Regions from separate parts of the Homo sapiens genome. Here region 1 is linked to region 2. The links are chromatin loops, found by intact Hi-C in ENCODE. Cell type or tissue: PC-9. All regions are shown on one strand.

What was found. Hi-C counts contacts between places; a loop is a spot of excess contacts. Peaks named below come from ENCODE experiments on the same cell type or tissue, not always from the same donor. Only the 100,000 strongest peaks of a DNase experiment are listed, where the experiment ranks them.
Region 1: it touches region 2 in a loop (5-fold over the local background); 17 of 110 quality-filtered maps call a loop at or near these places.

What each region holds. Positions count from the first base shown.
Region 1 is chr6:73,284,315-73,286,814 of GRCh38, forward strand. The region is part of intron 3 of C6orf147 (chromosome 6 open reading frame 147); the gene reads right to left. All of the region lies in intron 2 of LOC122539213 (KHDC1-KHDC1L), which reads right to left. It also overlaps a transcript of KHDC1 not described here and the pseudogene KHDC1-AS1. Among named protein-coding and RNA genes, the nearest start is that of KHDC1, 22 kb to the left of the region's middle. In PC-9, a CTCF peak has its summit at 1,545 (motif pointing right); no DNase peak of the experiment used is centred here.
Region 2 is chr6:73,387,442-73,389,941 of GRCh38, forward strand. OOEP-AS1 (OOEP antisense RNA 1) reads left to right here. Exons shown (of 2, transcript NR_174946.1): 2 at 196-276. It also overlaps a transcript of OOEP not described here. Among named protein-coding and RNA genes, the nearest start is that of DDX43, 6.1 kb to the right of the region's middle. In PC-9, CTCF peaks have their summits at 1,425 (motif pointing left) and 1,634; DNase peaks (open chromatin) are centred at 1,470 and 1,870; H3K4me3 peaks cover 1,392 bases; H3K27ac peaks cover 1,596 bases.

The DNA of each region.
Region 1 (2,500 bases), 100 kb before region 2:
GATTGATCTTTTGAATTGTTTTTCAAACTTTTGCATTCTGGCAACTGACATACCCTACCGGGGCCCATGACTCCTGACTCAGCCAGTCCTGTGGTCCCCACCCAGAGGTGGGCTTAGTGCACAAGGACCATTTTCCACACCCCTAAGATTTCATCTTCAACCATTCCCTAGCCCCCTGCCCACCAAATTATCTATAAAAACTCTGGCCTCTGAGCTCTCAGGGAGGCAGATTTTAGTAATCTTAAACTCCTGTCTCTCTGCTTGGCTGGCCTTGCATTAATTAAATTAAACTATTTCTTTACTACCACAATGCTGTCTCAGTGAATTGGATTTCCCTGTGCAGCAGGCAAGAAGAATCTGTTGGATGATTACAACATTGCTGGATTGATAGCAGCCTCACCTGCCAGGCTCAAACTCCAGGTATGCTCTTAAAGCTGCCCTTTCTCTTGGGATATCAGGCTTATCCACCCTTCCTGACCTTCTTTGAATCTTGAAAAGATTAAAGGATTGCCTGTGAAGTTTTGTGTCTGTTACTTTGCTTTTTTTTTAGATGGAGTTTCGCTCTTGTCACCCAGGCTGGAATGCAGTGGCGCAATCTCGGCTCCCTGCAACCTCTGCCTCCTGGGTTCAAGCGATTCTCCTGCCTCAGCCTCCCAAGTAGCTAGGATTACTGGCGCATGCCACCACACTTTGCTAATTTTTGTATTTTTAGTAGAGATGGGGTTTCACCATGTTGGCCAGGCTAGTCTCGAACTGCTGACCTCAGGTGATCTGCCCACCTCAGCCTCCCAAAGTGTTGGGATTACAAGTGTGAGCCACCCAGCGTGTCTGTTACTTTGCATTATAAATATCCCACTCTTTAAATTTCCATAGAGTTTGTTTTGCCATAGAAAGACAATGTTACTTTTTATTCATCATCTTTTAAAGTCTTGGCAAAAATTCCACCAGTCCTACCAGAGACCGCAGGTTGACTCTGCTGATTTGGCCTCTATGCCTTATTCATGCTTATCATGACTCTTCTTTTTTTTTTTTTTTAAGATGGAATCCAGCTCTGTAGCCCAGGCTGGAGTGCAGTGGCACGATCTCAGCTCACTGCAACCTCTGCCTCCCGGGTTCAAGCAATTCTCCTGCCTCAGCCTCCCAAGTAGCTGAGATTACAGGCACCTGCCACCATGCTCAGCTAATTTTTGTATTTTTTTAGTAGAGACAGGGTTTCGCCATGTTGGCCAGGCTGGTCTCAAACTCCTGACATCAGGTGATCTGCCTGCCTCGGCCTCCCGAAGTGCTGGGATTACAGGCCTGAGTCACTGTGCCCGGCCCATTTTCTTTTTTTTCTTTTTTTTTTTTTTTTATTATACTCTAAGTTTTAGGGTACATGTGCATATTGTGCAGGTTAGTTACATATGTATACATGTGCCATGCTGGTGCGCTGCACCCACTAATGTGTCATCTAGCATTAGGTATATCTCCCAATGCTATCCCTCCCCCATTTTCTATTTTTAGAAGAATCAGGCTTTCCAGATTTTGGTCAGTTCCTAGTTCCAAGAACTGATCAAAGTTAGCCACCAGATGGAGCTCAATCTTATCTTAACTCCATCCCCAGCTTGTTCTTTAAAAGACAAACTGGAAAGGCCTTTTTTCTCCTTTATGCTAGTTTCCAAAGCACATTTCCTATAAATAATCACATTTAGGAAGGGAAAGGACAAAGGGGAAAACTATTAAACTTATCTATCCACATGATTCAGCAAAACTGTCAACTCCGCAAGGCAAGACTTAGAACCCATCTGTGTAGCCAGTGAGAACTCTACACCCATTCCCAGCCTTATCCTGCTGCCAAACCATACCACAGTGTGTCAGGGAATAAGAGCTACTTTTCCTTGCTTGGTCCTAAATGGATTCACTCGTTTGTGTGGGGTTTTTTTAAGTCAGTAAAGGAAAAATTCAGAACTCCAAAAAAGTCTCTATATAGTTTACATAAGATGATATTGGTGATAATTAGATACTAATCACATTAATTTCTCAGATTCACTGCTCTTGAGGACTTCTTTTCTTGAAATATATGAAAATTCAGAACTCTGAAGAAAAAGAGGGACCTGATGATAAAGAGACCTGATTCCCTCATTTATACCTGAGATAATGGATGGTATCACTAACAAACCAACTTTTCATTGATCAACTAAGCACTGAGAGCCACACCTCTTCTATTCTCTAAAAATAATTACAAAGATGAGCATGCAGAATGTGTTATGACAAAGAGCAATATATAATTTTAAAGAACCAGATGGGGCAGAGCATGGTGGCTCACGTCTACAATCCCAGCACTTTGGGAGGCTGAGGCAGGAGGATCATTTGAGGTCAGGAGTTTGAGACCAGCCTGACGAACATGGTGAAACCCTGTCTCTACTAAAAATCGTGAAAATTAGCTGGGCATGGTAGCTTGCACCTGTAATCTCAGTTACTCGGGAGGCCGAGGCAGGAGAATCACTTGAACCTGAGAGGC
Region 2 (2,500 bases):
AGGCGGAGGTTGCAGTGAGCCGAGATAGCACCACTGCACTCCAGCCTGAGTGACAAGAGCAAAACTCCATCTCAAAAACAAAATAAAATAATATAAAAATAAAATCAGTGCTGGATTAATGTGAGTATTCATGTTTATATAATTATTTATTCTATTGATTGATTGATTGAGACGGAGTCTCACTCTGTCTCCCAGGCTGGAGTGTAGTGGCGTGGTGTTGGCTCACTGCAACCTCCACCTCCTGGGTTCAAATGATTCTCCTGCCTCAGCCTCCCGAGTAGCTGGGACTACAGGTACGTGCCACCAAGCCTGGCTAATTTTTTGTATTAATGTTTATATAATTTGAGGGTAAAAACAGACCCTTCTAAATCATGGCTCCAAAGGCTGCCACCATAAGGGAACGATGATAGTTCTGACAACATTAGAATTTTATTTTACTTATTCTGAGACAGGGTCTTGCTCTGTTGCCCATGCTGGAGTGCAGTAGCGCAATCTGGGCTGACCTGCAACTTCCGCCTCCTGTGTTCCAGCGATTCTCATGCCTCAGTGCCTCAGCCATCCGATTACCTGGGACGACAGGCATGCGGCACCACACCAAGCTAATTTTTGTATTTTCAGTAGAGACAGATTTCGCCATGTTGGCCAGGCTGGTGCCAAACTCCTGATCTCAGGTGATCTGTCCGCCTCGGCCTCCCAAAGTGCTGGGATTACAGGCGTGAGACACCGCACTGGGCCTGACAACAATGGAATTAAAATTTCTTTTCGTGAGAAAAAAAATCCTTATGCCTCCCCCTCCCCCAAAGTGAAATGAAAATACAAATTATAAACAGCGAAGAATGTATAACAAAAAATTATATGTCTAACAACATGGATGTTTATTATAAAATTTAAGGGGAAAAGTCAGAGTGCAAAATTGAATAGTAAAATCTCAAAAGTTTGCCTAGAAGAAAACTCAGAAGGACCAAATTTATCTCTGGGTAATACTTTTATTTTTATTTTTCCAAATGTATGCAGTGAACACGTTAATTCTAAGATCATCTTAAAGCCAAAGTTATTTATCCTAATGCCAGTAACCGTAGCTTTTTTCTTGAAAAAGGGATGGCAGCTGGAGGCTGGAATCCCCTTCCTCCTGGGAACTGCACCCATGGGTTCCTGAGAGGCAAAGTGGCAGAACAGAAAATGCTCAGCTTTGGCATCACCTCCACTTGGGTTCCCAAGTACTGGGCTCCTCTGACTTCGGTTTCTTCATCGTGAAATGGGGATACCCACATCCATCTCACAGGAGTTTTCTAAGAATTAAATGAGTCTGGCAGGTTGTAAGTGCCCAGTATAAGATATTGCCACCTTCTCTAGTCCAGGTGGTAAGTGAAAACTTAAGGAGCGGATTTTCCAAAATCAGCGCCTGCTGCTCCGAGAGCCAAGGGTGCGGTGTTTGCTGCCTCCTTGTGGGAGAGTGTGGCTCCTTGCCTGGCGGAGTCGGAGGAATAAGTTCTCGGAGGGTAGAGGGACCGTTCCTTCTCCTAGCTCCGCCAAACCCACATTGGGGGTACTCGCTCAGGGATCCCGCAGCGGTGCAAATGCGAAGCCGCGACGCGAGCTGGAACCTGGGGCGGTGCTCTGGCGCGTCGCTATCCAGGGGAGCTACGTCGAGACGGCAGGCCACTTAGCACCAATGCAGACCCGGGAGCTTTGAGGAAGCCAGAGGCTTCGGACAGAAGAAACCGCCTGGCAGGCGGAGGAGAAAGGCCAGGGCTTCCCTCCTGAGGTTGAGGCTTGCCGGAGGGAAATGGCACCGAGGACCTGGGGCGACTGATTCAGCTTCTACCCCAGGAGCAGAAGTCCCCGCCCTACTCCGGAACTGGCGGTCAACTCCCTCAGGTCACACCCGAGGCAAAAATGCAAGCTTGTGGAAATTTTCTGCCTTCAGGTCAAAATTGGGCGTGAACTCCACCTTTTTATCTTTTTTTTTGGTGGGGAAAAGTAGGTGGTAGAACGAACTTGAAAGGCCCGCAGGCATATCCAATTTCTACTTGCTTAGTGAATGGTTTTCTAACCAAGTTGGGATTTAGGATAATAGATTCCACCGCTTTTTATCGCAAAAGGCTTAGGCTTAGGCTGTCACAGGTCTAAAAAAGCAACTCATTTTGCTCTATGTTGTGAAAAAATTTAAAATAACAGAACTCATAGGTGGGAATTGAACAATGAGAACACATGGACACAGGAAGGGGAACATCACACACCGGGGACTGTTGTGGGGTGGGGGGAGGGGGGAAGGGATAGCATTAGGAGATATACCTAATGTTAAATGACGAGTTAATGGGTGCAGCACACCAACATGGCACATGTATACATATGTAACAAACCTGCACGTTGTGCACATGTACCATAAAACTTAAAGTATAATAATAAATAAAATACAGAACTAAAAATATTCGTGTTACCTGGAATTACCGTTTTAGATATCTTTCCTCACCACGTGAGAACACAGTATCAAAATGTT